2 separate regions of the Homo sapiens genome follow, and region 1 is linked to region 2. Evidence: chromatin loops called from intact Hi-C (ENCODE). Cell type or tissue: CD4-positive, alpha-beta T cell. All regions are shown on one strand. Links, peaks and the distances in the headings refer to the core of each region. The heading gives the core; the rest is flanking DNA.

The links. Peaks named below come from ENCODE experiments on the same cell type or tissue, not always from the same donor. Only the 100,000 strongest peaks of a DNase experiment are listed, where the experiment ranks them.
Region 1: a loop joins it to region 2, with 8 times the contacts of the local background. A loop is called at or near these places in 2 of 110 quality-filtered maps.

What each region holds. Positions count from the first base shown.
Region 1 is chrX:31,420,171-31,428,513 of GRCh38, forward strand. The region is part of intron 60 of DMD (dystrophin); the gene reads right to left. LOC124905175 (a long non-coding RNA gene) reads left to right here and starts at 6,169. Exons shown (of 3, transcript XR_007068211.1): 1 at 6,169-6,262. In CD4-positive, alpha-beta T cell, for the core only: no CTCF peak of the experiment used is centred there; no DNase peak of the experiment used is centred there.
Region 2 is chrX:30,732,567-30,740,909 of GRCh38, forward strand. No RefSeq gene overlaps it. Among named protein-coding and RNA genes, the nearest start is that of GK-AS1, 19 kb to the left of the region's middle. In CD4-positive, alpha-beta T cell, for the core only: a CTCF peak has its summit at 3,367 (motif pointing right); a DNase peak (open chromatin) is centred at 3,415.

The DNA.
Region 1 (8,343 bases), core at 98-8,097, 690 kb after region 2:
CTGTGAACAAAGTAGAAAATAATACATTTATTTTGGAAAATAAGCTCAATAAAGACAGGAGTTAGGAACCGTCCCTTGACTAACTACTGAGGGAAAGCCCTTTCTATAGAATAGAATTTACATCCTGTGAGTTGGTCATGTTTTTAGTAAGATGGATTAAATTGCATGTATATGTCCAGAGTCAATTAATGGGAAACATAGAACCAGAATCCAAGTCAATTTTGTCCATTACTTCTTTCTCAAGAGTAAACACCCTCAGCTGGATGACAAATAATGATTGCCAGGCAAGGTTTATGTTATTACCTCTACAAGTAGGAAGTTGATGCAAAGCAAAACTCTCACCTGACATCTGTTTTTTTTAATCACCCTTATAGCAAGTTAGTTTTAAAGAAGTGAGAAAGACATGCGTGAACAGGCAATTTTGCTCCCAGATCAAACTTCTTCTTATAACCAGACGTGGCTTCATGTTCCAGCAAAGCAAGATATTCCCAGGCCATAAGGTAACAAAGGCCTGGGACACTGTGGTGTCCACATTTCTCACTTCTATGAATGAGTGCCCACAGGAATGTGTTCATAACATGTAACAAAGTCAACTTGTGAGTTGCTGATACACATCTCTCTTATGTCATACAACTGCTGCCATTAGCGATTCATGGCAGTGTCCTTGCCCGGCAGTCATGCATATCCAAATGAGGCATACTCCCTAGCTATTACAAGAGTCCTGTCTGGCTGCAGGCATTGACTGACTTCTCCTTTTTATCTCAACTTAAAATCAGTGCCTTGCTCCCATCCAGTGCCACATGAAATCCAAGGAATCAAAGTGTAATCTCCGCTGCCACTCCTCATGTTCAAAACATGGACCATTATGCAATATTAAAGCATGAATCCTGGAACTCTGTTAATGTTGTGAAATAGGTGAGTAGTTAGCAAGAATTACCATTCTGACAGTGCAGTGGAAAAACTTCATTCATTGTAAAAAGCAGGGAGTTGAGTTTCTATATGGGGTTGCCTTTCACGTCCCCTCCCCTTGCAGAGATAATGAAAAAATGCCCAGCTATTTTTCAGATGTGATGTTTACTTTCTTTTCCAAGAGGTTCTTTGGAGGAATACACAGAAATATTTTATAGAACCACAAAATAATAGAGGTAAAATAAGCTTTGGAATAAAATAAGCAAATAAGACTAGTTTCTAGTCTACGATTTCTGGGAAAATGCGAGAACTTTAGTTAAACTTGTTTATTTTATTCTAGGTGAATTTTATTAACTTAAAGGATCATAAAATAATAATGATCATCTCTACTTTTAAAATCCACATTTCTATCAATTATTATATGCATATTCCAGTGTGTACAGATAAAAAGATATTCAAGTACAACTAAACCTAGAGATTTCATCAGAAAATAATCCCCAAAATGAGCTGCTATTGCAAAATGGAAAATATGATGTAAACAGGCATTTTGGGCTTTCAGATAAACAGCATAAATTTTTGAACAGGATACGTCTTGTTTTCCACAAAGAGAAAAACAAGGTGTAGTGAAGAGCGTTGAATTGTGTCTGATTTCTGATCTTGCTTTTAACAAATGAGAACGTCTCAGCTAAGTCAACCAGAAACTATTTCCTAATCTATAAATTAAAGGGTTTGGCCTAGATAATTTCTAGTCTTTTCTGGCTTCAACCCCTCCCTGCTTACTCTCTCTCTCTCTCTCTCTCTCTCTTTCTATATATATATATACACACACACACACATATATATATATATATATACACACACACATATATATATATATATACACATATATATATACACATATATATATGTATATATACACACACATATATATATATATAAACACACACACATATATATATATATATTTTTTTTTTTCTTTTTCTTTTTGAGACAGAGTCTTACTCTGTCACCCAGGCTCCGGGTTCAAGCAATTCTCCCACCTCAGCCTCCCGAGTAGCTGGGACTATGGGTGCATGCCACCACACCCGGCTAAATGTTTTTTGTATTTTTAGTAGAGACGGGGTTTCACCATGTTGGCCAAGCTGGTCTCGAACTCCTGGCCTCAGGTGATCTGCCTGCCTTGGCCTCTCAAAGTGCTGGGATTATAGGCATGGGCCACCGCACCTGGCCAGATTGCAGGTATCTTTAACAGGTTGGAGTGTTACCTGAATTTTCATCAATCTTGGGAAACATATAGCTGCTAACAGTTTTAACTTCCTACTCTATGTTTAACTCGTTTAACATATTAAAACACGCAGACAATATTAAACTGCAGCAACACATGGAGAAGAAAAGCATCGTGGAAATGGGGTAAGATGGGACTCTAGAAGTGTTTAAAACCTCCCATGCTGAAATTTTAAGTAAATGTTGACGGGCAATGGTTAAATTGTAAAATAAATGAATTTGTTGTCACTGAAATTTAGAATACTCCTACCTCTTCTTATGTTTTGCCCTTTTAAGATACAAATTAAAATTTTTAAAAAATAGAAGAGCTCAGAAATAAAGTGATGGGGATAATATGCATACCTATACTACCACACTTTTCCTTTCACCAGTTACTTTGGAAAGTATCCTATGGAGTTTTGATTTTAGTAGAATTCATGTGAGGCAAAAGATGGCTTATTATTTCTATTGTGTAAAATCTCCAAACCACTGGGCAGTTATAAGACTTTTTTTTTTTTTAAGCTCAAACACAGGTCAAGGCTATAGGTGGGAGTTCTTGAACAATAAACAAAGTGAGAAATGGTCTTAATTTTTTGTTATTGCTGCTTTGAATGACACACAGACACATGTACTAACACAGGCAAGACTCTTGCTGCACGGATATATGTATTTTTGTAGAAAAGATCAAACTAAAATGAATTCACTGCCTGGCATCATGTTTTCATCTGCCTTCCATTTTCCACAAGGGTGTACTCCACTTGCTTAGACTTAGGCAATTTAAAAATTCTTGATCTTAATGTCCTCTAAAATGTACAGACTTTATAGCTTAGATTTTAAGAGACACCATTACCTGACAGGGTAATGACAGTTTTATTTGCACTGGTGACTGGATTTGCTGTGATACTTAAGCAATAATACAAATAAAATGATAATTTTTTTGAGAGGATGTCAGGGAAGGAGAAAGAAAAGAACAAAATGCATCGCATTTAACTTGGTTTAAAAACACAACACACTGCAGCTTCCCAAAGCTTCTTATTTTACTGGAAAAAAAAATCCCTTAGCAATTCATCTTCCTTTGGGCGCATGAATGACATTTTACTGTGATGTGATTATAAGAAACAAAATCCCTCGGAGATGCTGCCTTAAAATATTTTTCTTTATAATGTTCTGAGCTCGACAAACCTTGGTAGAAAACAGAATACTCTTAATTATGAATAAATTAACTAAATTAGTAACATGAGATGGATATGCAATTAAGGGATTGTTAATTGAAACTGGAAACACAGCTGTATACAGCTTAGAGATGAATCATACCAGTAATGACGCAGATGTTTATAAAATGTGATTATCTTTAGTGGAGACAGCGCTGCATCTCCCAAGCCCATTCTTATATTGTGTCACTGAAATGGTTTTTAAACCCGTGAACACCAGGAATCAGGATCTCAGGGACGGCAAATTAGGCTCCCTGGATATGGGAATTAGTGTTGTCTGAATGTCAGCAATTTGATTCTCCAGCTTTCAAAGAATGTAGATATGGAGCCAACAACAAACATCTGTTAGTTGCATGGTCTTCAAAAAAACAAAAACAACCAAAAGTTGCTGGCAAACCAGTCCCTGCTTCAATCAGAGAAGACGGTAAAGTATCTGTAAACAGTCACACTGCTGTGTGTGACTGTTAGAAACATATAGAAAAGAGAACCCCAGGGCACAGTGCCAGAGACCTTATGCACAAATGGTAAATGCCCCCTCTGCTGGCAGAGGCTCTAAAACATTTTCTGCTCTTTTCCCGGCAGTGAACCCAGAAGAAAAAACAAAATCTTCACAACTAAGGAAGCAGTAGGAAAATGCCGTCATTACACTCACTGTATGTTGAAATGTACTAAAATTATCAATATTCTGTTGCACTTTGGAAACTTCCGTTTTTTGCTTATCCACACCATTTTCCCCCATGTGCAATTCCCATTTGCCCCAGGGAAGGGAAATGTCTCTATGGTTCTAGATTTTAATCGAGTTACATGATCTCTGCATAGACTGTGATTGGACAAGGTTGAGGGGAGACTGGATACTGTGTCCTAACCATAGTTTAATGATTATGGAATGAAGGGCTCAGCTACATAGACTAGTCTTTGGAAATCAGGTTTTTGGTTTCTGGACAAAGCTTGTGGCATTATTCAAACCAACAACTATTAGGCTGGATGGTGCTTACAAAGATGGAAGATGGTAGACATCAGTTTTTTACGTAAAGTGCAAACTAACCACTGTAAGGTGTAGTCAAAAAAGAAATAATACATAATTTTAGATATTGACCAACAGAAGATATATTTGTCACCTTAGCTTAGCTTCTCTTTCAAAATTATCAATGTCCTTAACAAAATCTAGTGCTGTAAAGGAAAATAAAACAACAGATAGTCTGACATTAGTTAATACTTTCCTCTATCAAAAGGATGCAGAAAACTTAGGGCATCCTCCTTGAATTCAGGGGAGACCTTTTACTACAACGTTTAACGAAGTATTTGGATGACTTGAGGCTCAAATAAACAACTCAGTTTTCCACTGTGTTGACTGTGGGCATATGGGGTGTAGCTGAGTTGTGAGTCTGTTAAAAGAAAATACACTTTCAGGAATGAATAAGGAGAAAAACGCAAACACATAAAAAGACACACCACTATATATAGTTTTCTCTCTATGTTGGATACCTATAAATGTGGGATTTGTTGAATTTTGATCACAAAGTCTTTCTATCCTATGTGTTAGTCTGCACAAGTACAGGCTTTGCCTATAATTTCAGTATTGATTTGCTGTTATACAGGTTCCAACTTGTCTAAATTTCATTACCTGAAGGGACAGCTTGCAATTCCATATACAGGTATAATAAAAGCAAGATGAGTACATGCATACTGTGAGCTCTGAAAAGGCACTTTTTCTACAATGGCTGTGCCAAATTCTTCATGAGACTGTTATTCTGTTGCAAATGGTGATAAGAAAGCCAATATCATACATTATTTACTAGCATTTGTACTAATATTTTCAATTCTGAACCTCATTATAATCACACTTGTTTCAGAACCCATTTGTGGACATACCCAGCTATTTGCCTAACTAACAGCTATTTACTTCTTGTTCCTTGGTAAAGAAGCTCAATTATGTTCAGATATTGGGCAACAAAGGACACAGCTCTGAGGAAAAAATTAAAATCTGGTCTAAGCCAATCACAGTAAGCTTGTTTCTCATAGCCAGTGATTGGCTTAAAGAGGTTCAGTGAGATCCAGTTCTAGTTGACACATAAGAAGAAATTTGTTGGGGAGCTTCTGGGAAACGTTTGCTTTTCCAAACACAGACACACAGGCATGAGTACACACACACACACACGCACACAATACAGTTATCCTTGAACCTTATTCCTTCTTGCCTTGGTTATTGTTGTCTGCGGATATGTTGCTTGGCGCAGTGGGAAGCCATCTTGGGACCATGAGGAAAAAGACAAGAGAATCCCAGAGAAGCTGACCTCAAGTCTTGATATAGCTAATCTGTTGAATTAACCAGCTCTAGGTCTGATGGTCTTTGGACTTCAGTTTATTTTGATTAGTGGTTCTCAAAGTGCAGTTCCTGACCACAGGAGTAGCAGCATAACTTGGCAACCTACTAGAAATGTAGAATCTCGGACTCCACGCTGGACCTACTGCATCAGAAACGCTGGGAGCAGCCTGCCAGCCTGTAGTTTAACAAGCCCCCAGGGGATTCTGATGCATACTAAAGTTTGGGAACTGTGCTAGATTATCAAATGTCTCTATTATTTCTAATGTGTCTATTATTAACGATAGGGTTTTCACTTCTTGCCTGATTCCACTGGAGTTCGTGTTAAAAAAAAATATATTCCCAAGTCTATTGCATCAGAATCTCCAGTGAAGGGGCTTGTGAATTAATAATTTAATCAAGTGCCCCTGGTGATTCTTATGACCAGAAAACCTTGGGAAAGACAAACTTAAGAACTTTAAAGTCAGGTATCTGTTACTGGCCTCTGAAAGTATTCTAACTGACATTCCATCTGCAATCTCCTGTTTCAACTGGCCGCAGCTCCAGGACCACTCAGGTAAGCAGATACTAGCTCTTGCCTTGGCAAATATATTATGAAGTCTTAGCTTGGAGAGCCTTTGACTTAAAGTGAGGTTTACATTTCTAAGATGTTGGTTTCTTGACTTAACTGTCTATTTGAATTCCTGATCTTTTCCATTCAGAGCCTGTTTACCCGAACTCCCCACTTCAGCTACAGTCTGAATTCCTAACCTCGTGTACATTCTTGATCAGTGTTATCTGGTGGCCTCACCAACCCTGCCAGAATTTCAGAGCCCCTCTCAAGTAATTACAGGGGTAATCATGCATTCCTTAACTCTTAGGCTGCATTCTTAGGGGGCAGATTCCTACCTACTAACCTTGAACCTGCTGATGCCCATGAGGCTGGCATGAAAGCAGGAACAATTAGTCTGTTAAAAACTAAACATATATTCCTGAAGTCTGAAAAAAGGTTCTACTCATCCAAATAGAAATAATTGAGAACTCTAAAATATTTAACTTTAAATGGTCTGGAATCATCAATGTTCTTTCAGGTTGAATGAATATTTTACATTAAAAACTTTCTGTCCCTTGTTTACTTGGCCAAATAAGGTAAAAAGGTCAAAACAATCTTAGTGAAATTGTTTCCTTATGAATGACAAATGTAAAGAGTCAAAAGAGGAATTAAGGTAAATAATTTAATTATATTTCATCTCCCCTAATTACATGTTTTTCATTTGCTTAGATATTACTTATTTCACCTCTGCTGCCTTCCCCACCATATACCCGATAACTCAGTCATTCCAGACTTATAAACTACCTCAGGTTATATCAGATCTTCCCAGACCTGGTTTTCTTCCTAGAAAACCATTCCATTTTTTTCTTTACCTCTTGGAACCCTACTCATTGCTCGAGTCTAAGCTCAAATGTCACCCCTTGTGCAAAATTTATTGCTAACTCTTCTGCACATTAATATCATTTCTGGGGGGCTCACATCTCTAGTGGAGCCCTTGTAATACTGTATGTAGTTCATGTATTAATCATCTTTGAAGGGAGCCTGTGTCATGTACATCTTTGTCCCTCCTATTGGGTAGAGGGTCTCGAGACTAATGTAGTCACTGATAAAATACTGAACTGAACTTCATGCAAAAGTGATTTCTGAGAAAAGGCATTAACCAAATAGTGCCTTAATTTTATTACTTGTTTTGCAGGTTTTATGTACTTAATTGCAAGTAGGAGGCTAATGAAAAATGTTTAGTTTTTGCAGTGTGGTGGTGGTGAGGGGCATCCCAGCTTGAGTGGTAGAGGTCCCAGCTTAACACAGAAATTTAGATAAATGTGGCAAATTGGTGGGATGGGCAATGTATCTCATCTGCACTGAGAGAAAAGCTCAAGGTGTAACCATTTCTGGGGCTACATGTCTAGTCATCTCTAAGAGATTGGTGGCTCCCCAGACATCCATTGCAGGGACACTAAGGAGGTCTCTTAGGAGAAGGCGTAATGAAAGAACATATTATAAACCAGGTGCTTTGCTCAGTAGAAAAGCCTCGGTCAACAAGAGAAAGAGAAAGAGTGGTTTTGAGAATACTGTGGTGTCTGCTACTTAGATTTATCTTCTGGTTCAGTCATATCTGAGTCCCATGCATCTAAGTCAGAATTATTTGCAAGACCATGTGCCAGATGAGATGCTTTCTGCTGCAGGTTGTAGAAAACTGATATGGGTTGGATGTTTGTTCCCTTCAAATCTCATGCTGAAATGTAATCCCCAGTGTTGGATGTGGGGCCCGGTGGGGGAGACTGGATCATGGGGCTGGATCCCTCACGAATGGCTCAGTGCCATTCTTGCAGTAATAAGTGAGTTCTCACTCAGAGTGAGTTCATGTGGGATCTGACTGTTTAAAAGAGTGTGGCACCTCCCACCCCCTCACTCCATCTCTCACCATGTGACACGCTGGTTCTCCTTTCACCTTCCACCATGATTGTAAGCTTGCTGAAGCCCTCACCAGAAGCAGAGGCTGTCACCACACTTCCTGTACAGCCTGCAGAACCATGAGCCAATGAAATCTCTTTTCCTTATAAATTACCCAGCCTCAGGTATTCCTTTATAGTGATGCAAATGGA
Region 2 (8,343 bases), core at 94-8,093:
GTTGGCCAGGTGGGTCTTGAACTCCTGACCTTGTGATCCGCCTCCCGTCCCCCCCCCTTGTCCTTCCAAAGTGCTGAGATGACAGGCGTGAGCTGCCGTGCCCAGTCTGTCCACTTCATTTCTTTGATAAAACTGCTTGGAAATGAGAATATTACTCCTCTTATAAAAATGGGAAAAAGAAAGAGATTAGAAAGAAGAAAGTCACCCATAGTCCTAAAATGATCCCTGTGGTTATTTTGATTTTTCCCCAGACTTTAAGGGAATATTTCATAGAACTTGAGTGTTCATAAACTATATAAAAATTTCAACATGCAAACTAGTCAGGGCTGTCATGTATGTAGACACAAGTGAACTGAAAGTATAAAATAGGCATAGAGATGATAAATACCAAGTTTAGTGGTGGTTACCTCTGAAAGAGGAGGATGGGGTCAGGGAAAGGGACTTTGCTGAAACCTGGAAAGTTGTGTTTCTAAAAAAATTAAGAGTTAAAACAAATGTAGCAATACCTTAAGATTTGGCACTGCTTAGCGGTGGGTACACATGTCTTTATTCTATCCTCTACATTTCTGTATGCTCCATATATTTCATAATAAAAATATAAGGTGTGTTGCTCCTGATTGTGTGTATCTGAATTCGTTAGTCACTGTCTGTCTATCAGTGTAGTTTTGTTAGTACTGACAGCCTTCCCAATTAAAAGGGTTGAAATTTTATTGATCTTCTGGCAGAATTATTTCAAGCACCTCCTACAAAGCATCAATATACAGAAGAAATAATGTGTGTATTAGAAATTACATCCTGGCCAGGCGCAGTGGCTCACGCCTGTAACCCCAGCACTTTGGGAGGCTAAGGTGGGCGGATCACTTGAGATCAGGAGTTTGAAACCAGCCTGGCCAACATGGTGAAACCCCATCTCTACTAAAAATACAAAAATTGGCTGGGCATGGTGGCACACGCCTGTAATCCCAGCTACTTGGGAGGCTGAGGCAGGAGAATCGCTTGAACCCGGGAGGTGGAGGTTGTGGTGAGCCAAGATGGCGCCACTGCACTCCAGCCTGGGTGACAGGGTGAGACTCCATCTCTAACAACAACAACAACAACAAAACACACAAACAAAAAAGAAATTACATCCTTCCTTAGCCATTCACTTGTTATGAACAGAATTTAGAAGACTCAAAAAAGAAATGCCCATGTGTTTTCTATATAGTACCTTCCATGAATTTTAATAGATAACTGCATAGCTGTAAGACCACCATATTTGTAATTATGTGTTAAGGCTAGAAAGTTTCTAGACAGAAAAGTCTTGACTCTACATTTAACTGTAATGTCCAAGGGAAAATAATTGTGATCATCAAATTAGATTTTAAGTTACGCAGAAGACCTGTTTTATTGTATTCCGGGTTCTAATTCATTACAGTCCAAAGAAAGTACTAAATAATAAAATGGAATGACATTTGTTTCCTTTATAATATGTGTTTAAAATACCACAAAAACGTGGTTAAAACGGTAGGGTGATGAGGTGATTAAAACCTGCTATTGAAGGAAAACTTGACTCTAAAATGGAACAATTCTCTAATTTCACCTATGCTGGGTTTTTCCCCCATTATGGTTTGATACTTTAATTCTCCTTGCCCACACTCAGGGAGACGTTACTGCTAGTTAGTTGCATTATCTAATCGATTTTAAAGGAAGAGACATAACTAATGAATAAAACTAAGTTATTAGGATTCTTCCGTGACTTTTCAATGTTTTCTATGTCTCCATCCCACAGGTTCAGTTAATTCTCTAACTCTATATGTTAAATAGATGTGTATCCTGCAAGGATATACACTCACCCCCAACACAGACACACACACACAGAGAGACAGTACATTTTTTTTCCTTTTGAGACGTAGTCTCACTCTGTCGCCCAGGCTGGAGTGCAGTGTCGCGATCTCAGCTCACTGCACTCCACCTCCCGGGTTCAAACGATTCTCCTGCCTCAGCCTCCGGAGTAGCTGGGACTACAGGTGCACGCAGCCATGCCTGGTATTTTTGTAGTTTTAGTAGAGACGGGGTTTCACTATCTTGGCCAGGCTTGTCTCGACCTCCTGACTTCGTGATCCATCCGCCCCAGCCTCCCAAAATGCTGGGATTACAGGTATGAGCTACTGTGTCCGGCCAGAGTACATATTTTTGTTCAGGATAATCAGAAATGAGTATAAGAGAGATTCTTAATGTTTTCTATTAAGCAGGCTCATTTAGAATAAACAAAACCAGAGCTATTATCTTCTATGGATTAAGACTGGAATAATAAAAATTATTGGAAGGAGATTTTTTGTCAGGTCTCCCATATATACAGGTGTTCATCAGAGACACCATGTTCCCCTTCTCTCCCTCTCAGAGAGAGACACCCATGGATGGCAGGCGTGGGCAGGGCCGTGCCTGTCGTACACAGGGCTTTGTATATGCTGAAGCCTGCAGCTGTTTATTATTGACTCCTAATTAGCTCCAACAACTGTGTTTGGCTAATTGAATTGCACTCCCTGCTAGCCACCTGAGCCTTCCCAAAAGAAGATTGCCCTTCAAAACTAAGGAAAGAAAATATTCACACCATTATCCAGCCCCAGATTCTTGGCTTGAGCCAAGCACCTATGTAGCTCAAGCCAAGGATTTCTGTGCCCAGCTCGAAGAACTGGTGAAGCTACAAGTGTTAACATAGGTGTCTTACATTTAGATCATAGTGGACAGGACTTCAATGGTTGTGTTTTTTTATTATTATTATTATTAGGTTGTATTTTAGACACCATAATGCCAATTTTAAGTGATTTTAATGTGGAGAGATGCTGAACCATTTCTGCTGAAATGTCTCAGATATCCAATCAACATTTATTAAGGAATTGTACCATACAAGATTCCCCTATTTTTCAACCAGAGAATCAGAAGCTTAGGGAAAAAAAAAATTCCCTTGTTTTCCAACTCCATCACTTGTAGTCTAAACTATTTTAAGTTTTATTTATTTTCTTGAGATGGGGTGTTGCTCTGTTGCCCAGCCTAGAGTGTAGTGGCACAATCACGGTTCACTGCAGTCTCGACCTCCCAGACTCAAGCCATCCTCCAGGATTAGCCTCCTCAGTAGCTGGGACCACAGGCACGTGCCACCACACCCAGCTAATTTTTAAAAAAAATTTTGTGGAGATCGGGGAGGGCTCACGATATTGCCAAGGCTGGCCTTGTACTCCTGGGCTCAAGAGATCCTCCCACCTCGGCCTCCCAAAATGCTGGGACTACAGGTGTGAGCCACCACACTCAGCCTAAACTCTTTTATCAGCTTGCTAAAGGCCATGTAAATAGAATAGGCTCTAGTGACCCAGTTATCTTTTGAAAAGCTGGTCTCCTGTAAGAAACAAATTCGGCCGCTAGGTGACGCTACTTTCCACAGTCGGGCTTCTCTGTCTTAGACATTTCTTCCTATCAGCAGAAGTTGCTACTGTACTGGTTTTTGGTAATCATAGTAAAGTGAAAGCATTGTAGTGACTGTGGGAGATGTACAGAATGCTTTCATGATAAGATCGTAAAAACCAGAGGCTTAACTGAATCCAACAATCTGTTTACGCTCTTGCATCTTTGATTTTCCTTAGACTTTTAGCTCATCATAAAAGTCAGGTTTATAGACATTTCTCTATAATTTAACACTTAATACTTCAAATATCTCTGCTAATTACACATATACTCTGCTAAATTTATTCAATCATAAATATATTCTTAGTTATAGCCTATTCTATTAAAAAAGCGTTTTTTTAAAAAAAAAACTTCTGTTTATACTTGAGTCTTGGAATGACATACTAGAATCAACCAATTCCAAGGCAAAATTCTTCCTCCATTATTTTCTCAATATGAACCAAATTTTTTTTACTCTTATTTTTTTGCTTTTGCCTTTCACCGAATGATTCTAGAAAGGTATACAGAAAAAAAATCTTTTTATATAACAATCTATAAACATGACCAAATCAAGACAAAATCGTGTTAAATTGTCCCTTATGTTGATAGCATCATTATCATGTCAATACCAGGCAAATCTTTAACTCTATTATCATTGTCATTAGCTTTTTACATGTTGAGATTTACAAAGTTATTAAGAAAGTATTCTTTATTACTACAATCCATCAGCATTTTGATCATACGTTGTAAGTGCCATAGCATCCAAGTATAATAAAACTGCCAGGCACAGTGGCTCACACTTGTAAACTCAGCACTTTGGAGGCCAAGGTGGGAGGATCACTTGAGGCCAGGAGTTTGAGACCAGCCTGGACAACACAGTGAGACCTCATCTCTACACAAAAATAATTTTAAAAAGAAAAATTGGCCAGGCATGGTGGTACATGCCGGTGGTCCTAGCCGACATTCCACATACAGTTTTAAGACACAAAGTATATACTTCTAAAAAAACCCACAATAGATTCCTATCAACAATAATAAGCTACATACAGGATTAAATTTATTTAATCATATAATCTATAAGCCAGTAATTTTTTTTTTTTTTTTTGACAGGGTCTTATTCTGTCACCCAGGCTGGAGAGCAGTGGCGTGATCATGGCTCACTGCAGCCTCTACCTTCCTGGGCTCAGGTGATCCTCCTAGCTCCCGAGTACGAGTACCTGGGACTCATACTTGCACCTGCACCCAGCTAATTTTTGTATTTTTTGTAGAGACAGGGTTTTGCCATGTTTCCCAAGCTGGTCTCAAACTCCTGGGCTCAAGAGACCCACCCACCTTGGCCTACCAAAGTGTTGGGATTACAGGCGTGATCCACCATCCCCGGCCTAAACCAACAATTTTAACACCATAATCCCGTGGGCATCTTTTGGATAAGGTTTATTTCAAATGGAATTGTTTTATTTAAAATAAGAAATTTTAAAAAATTTAATATGTTACTCTAAAAAAACAAACTATTTTGGAACTGAGTAATCCAAATCTAAAAGAAGTAAAGGCATTTTGCTTTGCATTGTACTATTAGTGAAAAATTTAGTTGTAGATTTATAGATGCTATAATTACACAACAATGAAAGTACAGGCAAGGAAAGTAGGCAAATAAATTGTCTTGCTCACAAAACTATTTTTGGAGCTAACTCTCTTATAGAAAATCATCAAAAAGGGTTTTATCCAAAATGTTTCAGTAGGATGTTAACTTGAAATAAAGTGAATGGCCTTAGGGTTATGCTATTCCTTCTTCTCCTCTCAGGTTTCTAGGTTAAGAAATAATGAATTTTGTTTCTAAATGTTGCTTTAGCAGAGCTAATTGTAGCCCCTTGGGTGAAGGGATTGGAGAAAGGAAAATTCAGTTTTTTTACCCTGCTTCAGTAATCAGTTGACTTTGGTATACCCAAGTGGACTTGGCCATTTTAACTGTGTATGCTTAAAGATTTTTCTGAAGTCAAAAGGAAAAAAAATACAATTCTGCCATCAAATATTTGATGACTACAGCAAAATATATTTACATTGTTAACACATTTTTCATAAATATCTTCTCCTCAAAATAACAAATAACAAGAATTATAGTAATGTTTTAGGCATTAAAATTTCAGTTTAAGGTATTTGTGGGGTTTTTTTTTTTTTTTTTTTTGAGACGGAGTCTCGCTCTGCTGCCCAGGCTGGAGTGCAGTGGTGCAATCTCGGCTCACTGCAAGCTCCGCCTCCCGGGTTCATGCCATTCTCCTGCCTCAGCCTCCCGAGTAGCTGGGACTACAGGCACCCGCCACCATGCCTGGCTACTTTTTTTGTATTTTTAGTAGAGACAGGGTTTCACCGTGTTAGCCAGGATGGTATCAATTTCCTGACCTCGTGATCTGCCCGCCTCAGCCTCCCAAACTGCTGGGATTACAGGCGTGAGCCACCACACCCAGCCGGTATTTGTGGTTTTTAATAAATAGTGAGCTGGGTGTATCAGTTATCTATTGCTATGTAAGAGACCACCTCACAACTTAGTGGCTTGAAACAACAACCATTTTATTGGTCACTATTCTGTAGAGCATCGATTTGATCTGTTCTACTGAGGGCAGTTCTGTTGGTCTTGCTTAGATTATTCCTGGACAAGTAATCCAAGTCAAATGGCACATTGGTTGGAGGCTGGATGGCCTTGGTTGACCTCACTCATACATCTGGGAGTCAGCTGGGGCTATCAGCCAGAACCCCTCAGTTTTCCACATTGATTATCCAGCAGGATAGCTCAGACATCTTCCCATGGTGGCTGGATTCCAAGAGGGCAAGAGTGGAAGTTGTAAGGCCTCGTGAGGCCTTGGCTTGGAAAGTCCCGCAATGTCACTTCCGCTGCTTTTTTTTTTTTTGAGACAGGGTCTCACTCTGTCACCCAGGATAGATGCAGTGGCATGATCACAGCAGTGGCACATTGCAGCCTCTACCTCCTGGGCTCAGGCAATCCTCCCATCTCAGCCTCCCGAGTAGCTGGGGTCACAGGCATGTGCCTCCATGTTCGGCTAACTTTTGTATTTTTTGTAGAGATGGGGTTTTGCCATGTTGCTCAGGTTGGTCCTGAACTCCTGGACTCAAGCAATCTGCCTGCCTCAGCCTCCCAAAGTGCTGGGACTACAGGCATGAGCCACCACAGCAAGCCTACTTCCACGGCTTTCTATATTGGTCAAAGCAAATCATAAGACTGCCTAGATTCAAGGGAAGGGAAAACAGACCCCCCCAACTTTTTTTTTTTTTTTTTTTTTTTTTTTTGAGATGGAGTCTTGCTCTGTCACCCAGGCTGGAGTGCAGTGGCATGATCTCGGCTCACTGCAGCCTCTGCCTCCCAGGTTTCAGCAATTATCCTGCCTCAGCTTCCCAGGTAGCTGGGATTACAGGCATGTAGCCACTACGCCCGGCTAATTTTTGTATTTTTAGTAGAGATGGGATTTCACCATGTTGGCCAGGCTAGTCTCGAACTCCTGACCTCAGGTGATCCACCCACCTCGGCCTCCCAAAGTGCTAGGATTACAGGCGTGAGCCACTGCGCCTGGCTGAGACCTCTTGATAGGAAGAGCTGCAGATAGTTTGTGGCTATATTTATCTCTCACAGTAGGTTATTCAGATCAACCTTCCATTGAAAATGTCAAAATAATATCTTGAAAGTATTGAAGTGGCCTGGTGTGGTGGCTAACGCCTGTCATCTCAACACTTTGGGAGGCCGAGGCAGGCGGATCACTGGAGGTCAGGAGTTCGAGACCAGTCTGGCCAACATGGCAAAACCCCATCTCGACTAAAAATACAAAAATTAGCCAGGCTTGGTGGCACATGCCTGTAATCCCAGCTACTTGGGAGGCTGAGGCAAGATAATTGCTTGAACCCAGGGGGCGGAGGTTGCAGTGAGCCAAGATTGCACCACTGCACTCCAGCCTGGGTGACAAAGCGAGACTCCATCTCAAAAAAATAGAATTGTATTGAAGAGCTGAAAAGATAGTAGTGAACTCCTAGGGCAAGTTTTAATTTTGGGGTGATAGCCTGTAATCAGAGAGATAAGCTTCTGAGCACCAAAGATGAACAGGCTTCACACTTGAGATCCAGATCCAGAAGTCCAGGACCAAGATGCATTCAAAATATAGGGACTCTTATAGAAGTTTCTCCAGCATTACAGAAGGATCCAAAAAGACTACAACTCCAGTATAAGGACTGGATCTATTCCCTAACTCCCCTGTCCCTGGGGACTACAGAGATGGTTGCCTTGGCTATGAGCAGAGCTAGAGAAGAAAAAAATAAAGGGAAACGTATCCCTCAGAAGTTGTTGCCACATACCTGCCCTTATGCAAGTTTGTACCCCAGGGACCCATAGCCCCAATGAACAGGGTCCATCAAGCCCTGAACTTGGTTGTTGCAATCTGGATTGGAAGTGCTCCCAAGTGGCTGACTGAATCAAATCACAAAGTCTCTTTAACCTAGGCCTTTGGAGGCCACCAAAAATAATTGTCCAAAGGCAATGAAAGGCATGGGGTCAGAGACAGTACTGATATAGGAGTTAAGAAGAAAGTACTTAGGTGGATAGTGAGGGTATGGTAATGGGAGTCCTCAGTAAGGTATTCCTTTTAATGAAAAGCAGCCCCCAAATCATTTTATTTTCTAACAAAGAGCAGCCTGTAAAATCGAGCTGCAGATAGAGACAAGCAAGCCTGAATTTTGCACGGGTGAATGCCGGTAGTTGTGACAATAGGAAAAGGCATGATCAAGATGGCAGCTCCACCTTCCCTTCTTTTTGCCAGCCATGTAAGGAGCAGACAAGATGGTGCCGGCCAAGTGGCAAGCCCATTTGCATAATAAGATGAGGTGGGGCGACTGGCTTTCCCCACGCACAATGTAAATGTCACACCTGGT